Linked DNA regions of Homo sapiens: all the other regions are linked to region 2. The links are chromatin contacts, found by Hi-C or POLR2A ChIA-PET in ENCODE. All regions are on one chromosome and are shown on one strand. Each heading gives the region's core, a stretch centred on a gene start or an enhancer-like site at or near the end of the contact. The rest is flanking DNA. Distances are from core to core; before and after follow the strand shown. Region 1 has its middle 230 kb from the start of ZBTB20. Region 2 has its middle 120 kb from the start of SNORD155. Region 3 has its middle 220 kb from the start of GAP43.

Evidence for each region. Hi-C counts contacts between places; a loop is a spot of excess contacts on that map. ChIA-PET counts read pairs that join two places held with the same protein, here RNA polymerase II (POLR2A). Pooled maps may share reads with other maps.
Region 1: a loop to region 2 is called in a map of heart left ventricle, with 3 times the contacts of the local background. The contact joins two enhancer-like sites. A Hi-C loop is called at or near these places in 1 of 168 maps with a recorded cell type or tissue (heart left ventricle) and 4 of 50 pooled maps. POLR2A ChIA-PET finds 5 or more read pairs at or near these places in 1 of 52 experiments (HEK293T).
Region 3: a loop to region 2 is called in a map of ascending aorta, with 9 times the contacts of the local background. The contact joins two enhancer-like sites. A Hi-C loop is called at or near these places in 2 of 168 maps with a recorded cell type or tissue (ascending aorta and chondrocyte) and 5 of 50 pooled maps. POLR2A ChIA-PET finds 5 or more read pairs at or near these places in 1 of 52 experiments (AG04449).

Annotation. Positions count from the first base shown.
Region 1 is chr3:115,380,169-115,383,555 of GRCh38, forward strand. No RefSeq gene overlaps it. Among named protein-coding and RNA genes, the nearest start is that of ZBTB20, 230 kb to the left of the region's middle. Within about 2 kb of position 1,548, at least 3 of the 41 ENCODE cell types and tissues checked have a DNase peak (open chromatin) inside an H3K27ac peak, as active enhancers do.
Region 2 is chr3:115,782,760-115,785,852 of GRCh38, forward strand. No RefSeq gene overlaps it. Among named protein-coding and RNA genes, the nearest start is that of SNORD155, 120 kb to the right of the region's middle. RefSeq lists enhancers at 1,285-1,785, 1,817-2,495 and a silencer at 1,526-1,575. Within about 2 kb of position 1,337, at least 38 of the 41 ENCODE cell types and tissues checked have a DNase peak (open chromatin) inside an H3K27ac peak, as active enhancers do; they include ascending aorta, where a contact is called at or near this core.
Region 3 is chr3:115,400,053-115,403,119 of GRCh38, forward strand. No RefSeq gene overlaps it. Among named protein-coding and RNA genes, the nearest start is that of GAP43, 220 kb to the right of the region's middle. Within about 2 kb of position 1,444, at least 4 of the 41 ENCODE cell types and tissues checked have a DNase peak (open chromatin) inside an H3K27ac peak, as active enhancers do; they include ascending aorta, where a contact is called at or near this core.

The DNA of each region.
Region 1 (3,387 bases), core at 298-2,797, 400 kb before region 2:
CATACCAGCAGCTTCTGTCTGGGCACTCAAGCTTTCTCACACATCTTCTGAAATCTACGTGGAAGCTGTGAAGCTTCTTTCACTGTTGCACTCTGCATGCCCACAGGTTTAATACCATATCAAAGCAGCCAAGGCTTATGACTTGCACCCTCTGAAGCAGCAGCCCAAGCTATATCTGTGGCCCTTGAACTGAGGATGGAGCTGGAGCAGCCTGAATGCAGGGAGCAATATCCTGAGGCTGCACAGGGAAGTGGGGTGGGGGGGACCTGAACCCTGGAAACATTCTTTTCCTCTAGACCTCAGGGCCTGTGATAGGAGGTGCTGCTTCTTAGATTATTTGTACCCTAAACCTCAGCAACATGCTATTTATCCATGTAAAAAACCTGCACATATACCCCCCTGAACCTAAAATAAAAGTTAAGAAAAACAAAAAGAAAATAAAAGTAAGTATTTAGAAGAAAACATAAGAAAATGGTTAAGTATTTCCTTGAATCGTAGAGTTCAGAGGTAGATATTACCTTTTTTATATGCTACCAAATTATAAAAATGTTTTAGCAAGTGCATGTATTGCCTTTATATCTACTATCAAAAGTAGTTGATGGCTTTAGAAATAGTTTCCATGCATTAATGAGGCCCTCCTAGTCAGAGGTCATGTCTACTCTTCACCTGTTCAGAGGCCTTCCCTCATTCTCCTTCCTTGGTTCCCCTGCTTAAAGTGCTTTCCTCTGCCTTATCTTAATCATTGTGTATCAGATTACTCTGTTTTATTTTACACAGAACAATTATCACTATCTAGGATTCTTATTTATTTGCTTGCATATTAATTTCCTGCCTTCCTACAATATGTAATCAACTCCAAGAGGGAAGGATTTTGTATGCGCCTTGTTTAGTGCTGTATCCCCAGCTGCCAGTAGGGTGCCTGGTACATAGTGAGTGCTCAAAAATATTTGTTGAATAACTGAGTGAATTGCAAACAATATTAAAAAGAACCAGGGCTACTTATTGACCCATTTCACTTGGGAGGCAAATTGGATTTCTCCAAGTTGGACACATGGCTTCATTCTTTATTCTTCCTTTGATACATCATGCAGTCAGTACCTGCTCTGTAGAAGAGCGGTGAGCTGTGAGGAATACCAAAATATAATAATGTCTATCCTGTTCTCATCAGCTTACAATTGGGTAGAAGAGAAACACAAGTCACTACTAGTCAGTCCGCTGCTGGATGAGGGGCCCTTGAACCAGGAGAGGTTACCCAGGGTAAGGTAGAGGGAAAGAGTAGTGGTTCTTGCCTCAGTCAGGTTGTGGGGGGTGTAGTGAAGAAGAGTTTCTGCCCCTCTGTACTGGGAGACAGAAGTTCTGGAAACCACTATCACATTGCAGCTCTGGGGATTTACCCCCATGCACAGAGGATTCTGATATGCCATCCCTCTTCTGCCAGGGTTTCTCTACCATATGGTTTCTATGGTTCCCCCGAATCTCTGCCGCATGGGAGGGACCTCTGTCATGCATGCCAGCTGGCTCGTGGGCCCTGTTTTCTCACCTTATTTCTGCCAACGCTGTTTCAGAGAGCTGGGCCCGGTTCCCACTTTATCCAACCTTATCTCAGAGAGCATTCTCTGAACACAATCATCCTTACATGGGAAAAGAAACATAATCAGAATACAGCATCTTTCCAACAATCACTGGATCCTCTGCCTGGAAATTTCCACTTTAAAGACTCACTTCTTTGGTTAATACATTACCCCCTTTTGGATTTCAAATGCTACTTGGAATTTTAAAAGGCACATTATAATATTAAAACAATAAAGAGGGAGAAAACAAAAATATTTAATGCCTCAGTGTGAAAATATGAATCAGGCATTTGGCTTTTGGATTATAGGCTATCAGGAAATGACAGAGCCCTCAGAAATATATGTGTGTGTGTGTATTTAAGCTTTTATCCATTTCTGTTGTTTTTGCACAGTGAGAATACTGATCCCTCTGAAAGTACAGTGGCGTGGCTAAGATAATAAGCAAGTTTCCTGAATCCTTGCCTCTTTGGAATTTGAGGGATAGATCCTGTTGAGTGTTAACATGGAGATTCTTGGGCAGACAGTTGACAGGCCAAGACACTGAGCATCTAGGTTGGTACTCAAAAAAGAAAAATGGTTTTTTGCTTGTATAGGAATTAAGGGCTCAGATTCTGGTTAGAGCAACATAGATTTGACTGTTGATTTGCTATGTGAATTGGGTACATAACAACATCTTTAAGTTGCAGTTAATTTACTTATGACAGACAGATGGTAAAAGTACCTGATTCATGGTGTTGTTGTAAAGATTAAATGAGCTAAAGTAGGTAAAGCACGTTGCAAAGTCCTTGCTTTTACTAGGTACTTGATAAACACTGGCTACTGCAAATGAGGAGGTTGTTAAAGGCAAGGTTTACCTACTTCATATTGCTGTGAAGGGCCCTCCTGATGTCAAGATGCTGATCCAGCCGGCTGTCCTCTCATCCCTACTGTTTCTCTGCATCTTAATGTTCACAGTTTCGAAGTGAACTAGATGATTTATTCTGCCTACCGTCGTATCAAGAATATCTCGTGTGGTATTATAAAGGAATTAATTTTAGATGGGGCAATGTGTCCCGGGGTATCTTCAAATCACAATATCTTTGGAGTATATGAAAGAGTTAGGGAATATGGTAGAAGCAATGGAAATGTTAGGATTTTATGATTCTTAAAGTTACCTCTTCCTGCCTATTTTCCCAAGATGGCATGTGTTTCCACTGGTGAAAATGTAGCAACAATTGGACTACTATGAACATTTGGAAGACAGTTGTGTTCCTGGGAAACTCTACCCTGATATTTGGAACATAGAGAAGGAACCACGTGGGTCTAATATGCCATGTAATTCTTTGATTCATCTCAAAGATCTTAGACAGATAAAGAGTTTTTCCACCAGACTTACCCCAGCAGAGGACATGGGCTCAAAACTTATGATCAAAAAAACAAACTTTTTATTAAAAAACAAAAATCCATGCTCTCAGAGGAAAAGCAGCCTCAGATGCTCAGGTTAAAAGAATTGATCATGGATAATAACTTACTCTTGTGGCTTTCCCAGTTACTTATTCCACTTATAACAAGCTCCTCTGAAGGTCCATGGAATTATCTGAGTTTTAAAATGGAGATTCCCTAGCTCCATCTACATGGTTGGGAGTGGGGCCTTAAAATAATAATTTTTAATGAGCACCTTTATCTGATTCAAGCTCATTTGAAACACACTTAGAAATATATTAATTGAAATATTGGCACAAAAATCCCTGTGTCAGTTACAAAGCTAACACAATCGACCTCCTATTCATATTCTTAACTCCTTTTTTTTTGCATGAACCACTCATTTTACCTAGAG
Region 2 (3,093 bases), core at 87-2,586:
TTATAGTCCTTAAAAATAATGGATGCAATATCTGTGGTAGCCTGACAGTTTAAATAATGTTCCATTGCTCATTTTATTCAACAGATTTCCATTCAGCAGTTCTTAGCGGTATCTACAATATGTCCAGATCAGTGAATTTCTATGAGGGATTCAAAAGAAATATAAGACACAATTCCTTCTCTCGTGAAACTTATGGTCTAATATTTACTTTTATAAATAAAGGAGAGATTGAGAGACAGATTGTGTGAGAGAGTGAGTGTGTGTGTGTGTGTGTGTGTGTGTTAGGGAAGAAAGGGTTGACTTGTAGCCCTCCCCCAGGGGTGCAGCTTCAAGTAATAACAGTCCGTATTAGGGCAAGGTGGGTACTGTGGCAAACTGGAGAGCCACTTGCCCCTTCTAATGGCAGTAACAGCTCCTCAACTCCCACCAATGGGGTTACCATTTAGGTCAAGTCTCTAGATGTTCTCTTGTTCAAGGGATGCTGTAAATTGGGACAGTTACATGAAAATTCCCACTTAAAAAATATGCACGGAGCGGGCACGGTGACTCACACCTGTAATCCCAGCACTTTGGGAAGCCGAGGCAGGCGGATCACCTGAGGTCAGGAGTTCGAGACTAGCCTGGTCAACATGGTGAAACTCCGTCTCTACTAAAAATACAAAAATTTCCCGGGCGTGGTGGCGCACGCCTGTAGTACCAGCTACTCAGGAGGCTGAGGCAGCAGAATCGCTTGAACCTGGGAAGCAGAGGTTGCAGTGAGCCTAGATTGCGCCATTGCACTCCAGCCTGGGCAACAAGAGCGAAACGCCGTCTCAAAAGAAAACAAAAAAAATGCACGGAGGGAAAACAGCCCGGAGGCTGAATCCTGTCCAACAGTAGTTATAACCCTAGTTTTTCCAACACGAGTAAATATAAAGGCATCTTGCTCCTCTGGAAATAGGGAGAACCAGACCTAGCTATCTTCTTGAAAAAGAAAAAAAAATACTTCTGCATCCTCTCAACTTAAAACGAAGGAAATAAGATAGTTATCAATCAGCATCATTTGGGCATATTGTTATTATTTACTATCATTTTATTAAAATTAATAATAGATTTACTGTAAAAACAGAGCCTGCCTTGCGCGTAGCACTCGATAAACGCTTTTTATTATTCTGCTTGTTGACGCTGTTACCTCTCTTTTGGAGTAAAAGGGGGCGGAATCGCAACAAGACCCCAGGACCCCGTGTGCGCGCGCGTGTCGGGGGAGCTGACCTATGACAAACATGTGCAGAGCTCTAGTACCCAGCCACGCGGAGGCTGCCGGTTGACAGAAGCGTTGCCGCCCCCTGCCGCCGAGTTCACCCTGCCGTCACTGCTGGAAGCCGCACCCCTAGGAAAGGCTGCAAACCCACCCTGCCCCCAACACACCCGCGCTCCCTCTCTGCAGGCCGGCTCCATCCCCGCCCCCAGGTGGCCAAGCAACACCGCCTTCTAGCTTCCTCCCGACCGGGCGGCGCCTGCAGCTGCCTGGGGAAGGAGCCCCGCAGCAGCGCGAGCGGGTGGGCGGGGGGTGCGCGGGCCGCAGGGCAGGAGGGAGGGCGCAGGTAGGCGGGCGGGGAGAAGCTAGGCGGCCGGGCCGAGCGGTCGCGCCCAGCCCTGCCTCTCTCCCTTCTCGACTCACAGGCGGCCTGACTCACTCCTTTGTTTCTGGAAAAGATCTATCTGTACTAGCCCGAGGCGGAATTCACCCCGCCCGCACTCATCAGAAATCGTTTGCTTATTCTCTGCGCCCCTCCGTGCTCGCCTGGGACGCGGGCGGAATCCTGACGCAGGCTGTCAGCCGCGGTGACGGGTGACACCGGGTGAGCAGCCGTCCGCGCCGCCTTCCCTGCGCCGACGGGCAGCGCGGCGTTCGGCGCGCACTGCTGCCCCCTCGTGGCAGGAGCAAGCATCGCAGCAGCGCCGACACCACCGCCCACCTGCAGCCCGGGGAGCGTCACTTCTGGGTGTTTTTCAAAGGGAGCATTTTTACAGCTCCATTCAACTGCTGGGATTAGGAGATGTGGCTCCCAGGTTGATTACTAATGAATGAGAAGGGGTGTGGTCTGTGCGTGTATGTTCTTGTGTGCGTGTACGCGTGTGAGAGAGAGAGAGGGAAGGGGGGAGAACAACTGTAAGAGCATGTTTGTGGTGACAGGATAATGGAGAAGGGAGGAAGGAAGGGGAAAAATGAAAGAGATTAAAAAGCAAGAGAGGCAAAGTGACAGTGACGAGGGAAGAGAGTGACAGGGAAGGATGCAGAAAGAATGCAGGGAGCAACAGTTTGATGGGAAATGGGAGGGGACTTCTGCATGAGAGAGAGGTGAGGATTTGACATCCGTGAGAGGTAAAGTTTCATTTTGGTGAAGTGAACCTTGTGAACATTTCAATATACCTCTCTCCTGCTTTACGTCCCATTTTGTTTGGCAGCTGCTAGAAATGAGTTTCCGTTTTTCTGTCTTGTTTTAATATTCTCATGTCTCCCACATCACTGAGATCATTAGAGGCAGAAACAATTATGTCATGCATTCCCTGCATCTGACAGAACCCTCTGTGCGTGCTGGTTTATTAACTCCAGCCTTGCCCCTCTGCCATCAGCTACATCTGCTTTTGTTATTCTGATCCACGTTTCATGAGCATGCACACACACACTCTCTCCCTCTCTCCACTGACCTCTGTGGGCTCACTTGTCCTTTGGGAAATAGACCAGTAGCTGCTCAGAATCCAAATGTACGTGACAAACACTCTTGAAAAGGCTTCTGCCACCTACTCATCAACAAACAAGCAAAACAAAGCCCCAACAGCCACAAATAGCCACAAAAAAAGGTTCTTCTGGATCACATCTGTAACTCTTGACCTAATCCTTTCATTTTCCCTAGAAGAACAAAAGAAAGAGAGAGTTTTTGCAGGATCTGTGTTAGGCTATAGCTTGTTATGGTGGCAAAAAGGTTAAAAGGGATTTTCTATACCCCATTCTTGGTTACTATTTTGCCAACATTACCCCCCACACAAGTATGTGTGTGGGGGGCCACATTTAGAAAGTCTGGACAGGATGATAAAAATTGTTTTGGCAGA
Region 3 (3,067 bases), core at 194-2,693, 380 kb before region 2:
CTCTCTTTCTGAATTGAATTGCAAATGTAGGCATGCCTCAGTGAAAGCACTTATACTGTATTTCTGATCTGCGTCTTGACTCCTCTCCTCCTCAGGGACAGCAAAAACCCTGAGGAAATATAGTTGGCCTCAGTTAAGCTGGGCCTCTGATCAGATTAGCTCCCAGTTTAATAAGACTTGAGGTAGGCATCCCAGCTGTGCTCTCTCCCATTTCACGTTCATAGAAAGATCAGTGGCTGAAGGCCCTTATTCTGCAGATTGGGGCCTATGCATGTGATTTGGGGCTCTGTTTCTCCAGTTTTATCCTGAGGTTTAGACCTGAAGGAATATTTGTAGGTTTCAGAGAAAGAGGTTTAAAACATAAGAACTGAGAATGCTTACCTAAGTTCTAAGTTAGGTAAGGAGGGTGAGAAAATTTTGGACTCATATACTTTGGGATCCTGCTCACTCCTCTGAAGCATTGACCCCACACAAAACACACTTCTTTTGATAGCATAAGTTCACAATCCTTCTATCTCTTCAGTCCTCTGGCTTCTTTTCCTAATATGTAAAATGTGTTGCAATAACATAAAATAATTCTTAACTTTCCTCTCTGCTCCTGACTCCCATGAGGTCCTCAGGCCCTATAAAGGCTTCTATGGGCAAGATATTTTGAGGAAAAAATGACGAGGAGACCACAACATTGGTCATTCATTCAACTATTCACGCATTTGACAAACATTCAATCAGTGCTAATCAGACTTAGGCACTCGAGTTGTTACAGGAGGGGGCTCTCCCCTGCACCCCACTAGGAATGTTGGGTGATGGTTCAGCAATTATGGCATTGCCTCTCTAAAAATTATAATTTGGCAACACCAGGGAGAGTCCATTTCCTCATGGTCCATACCCGTGAACGTCAAAATGTTAATTGAATGCAGGCCCCAGGGAAAAGCAACTTTCTGAGTTAAGAGACAAAAGTTGCAAGGTATGATGTTCCTGGAACACGCCATCAGAAAAGGGAAGAAAGCCTTAGGTGAGCATGCATATGACGTCCTAAACACACTGCCAGTGCTCAATTCCAAAAGGTAAGGAAAGCACTGTGCATGCAGGAAGACCACCCTAAGGGAAGAATCTTGGGAAAGCGGCAAGCCTATAAAGTCCTAGGATCAAGCTTAAAGCCCCGACTTTTTTTTTTTTTTTTTTTTTGCTTCTTTTTCTGTCTTTGACCTTCGGGTGCCCACTTGGATCTCTTCCAAGGGTTCTTTTCTTTCTTTCCTATTCTAAAGACTTTTTAATAAACTTCCATTCCTGCTCTGAAACTTATCTCAGTCTCTTTTTCTGAGATAAAATTCAGAAAAAGAATTTTCTGAATTTCTGAGATAAAAGAATTTCTCAGCTGAATTCTTTTTTCTGAGGAGGCAAGGACTGAAGTTGCTACAGACCCAGACAAATATGCAGCCAGTAACTTGGGATAACGCGATCTCTTCCAGCCATAACAAAGTGACTAAGCACAGTGCCTGACTGCAAAGAACTCTTAGTTTAGTTAGGGAGAAAAAGGATAATCATAATCCATGTGGTCACAAAAATCAAGATCCATACAAGGTATTATGGGAATACATAGGAAAAATCATAAGATTTATTACAAGAAGAAAAGTTGTCATGCCCTGTTTATAAGCTAAGAAGAACAGTAAGTGTCTCCACTTTTCTTCATCTCCTCCTTGGAGCCTTCGTTGTTAATCTTCCTGGCCTTCTCTGTGTCTTAACTCAGGATCTGAATTATGATCATTTTGCCTAGGATGAGGATGATAATTCATAGAAATTATTTGAAGCACTTTAAAGTTTGTGTTTAACTACAGCAGGCCCTCCAGGATCCCAGCACAGATCCTGTTGAATCCGTCTTAAGATATTTTCCAACTCAAATGTATCATCAAAAATGGAGGTTGGCCCAACCAAGCTGATGTATCTGTTTATTTATATTAATGAAGAATAGGAAACCAGCAGTATTTCAAAATATTACTCATATCTGCTTTTGAAAATAAACCAGAAACCATGGTAGGAGGATTTTTTTTTTATTGAATGATTTCTTGCTCTTTGACTTTGTAAGCTGATGTAGAGTGTTACATTCTTCTTCAAGTGTGCACAAAGACCTTTTGTTTTTCTGGGAAAATATCATTGTGTAATAGAAAAATATTGGATTATGAGTCAGGAGACCTGGAGTTTGGTTTTAGCTCTGCCATTAACTATGAAAGTGATCTTGGGTAAATTACTTAAATTCAGAATATTCTCTATTAAATGAAGTGGTTGGATAAAATGCTCCCTAAGTTCCCTTCCAGCCCCAATAGTCTTTGTTCCTCTGTGAGTCACCATGAGGGTGTTCAGTGAATGCATGTGGTTGACAAGAGAGGCATGTCACATAAAAAATTCATATAAGGATATGTCATAGGATGGTTTCCTGGGAAGCAAGCTCTGAGATGAAGATTAACAAGCAGGTAGTTTATTAGGAAGTGCTTCTGGGGTCAGTCCCTATGAAATAGAAGGGAATGAAGCAGGATTGAGCAGAGGAACAAGTAAAGCTATGACACAGTCTCAGTGGAAGACACAGTTGAATCTTCAGAGGTGTCCTGAGCTGGGAAAGTGGGCTGGGCTTTAATACCTTTGTGTGGAGCAGTTATTGGATGAAACCTGGAATGAAGTGGCTCTCTTTAGCTTAAGGAATCTCCAATGGAGGCTGACAATTAAGGGCTTTATTCAGTATAACTTCCAACAGCTGGAAGAATACATCCTTCATTCCTGAAGGATAATAATTGGTTTCTACCACAGGATGTCTGTGTGCTGTCATACTCTATTGGGCATCAGTGGAATGTATGTGAAAACAACACAGTGTTCATGCTCATAAAATGTTTATTTGGCCATCTATCCATCCATCCATCCATCTGTCCATCTATCCATCCATTCTTTTATGACCATTTTTTCCTTTTTGGTGATCATAGAACTGAGTTGGTGATTTCTCTTACTAGCAAAAAGGAATCCTTGGTTAAGGAAGGAGATGAATTTATTAATTCCCTTCCAATCTGAAGCTCCCTTTATT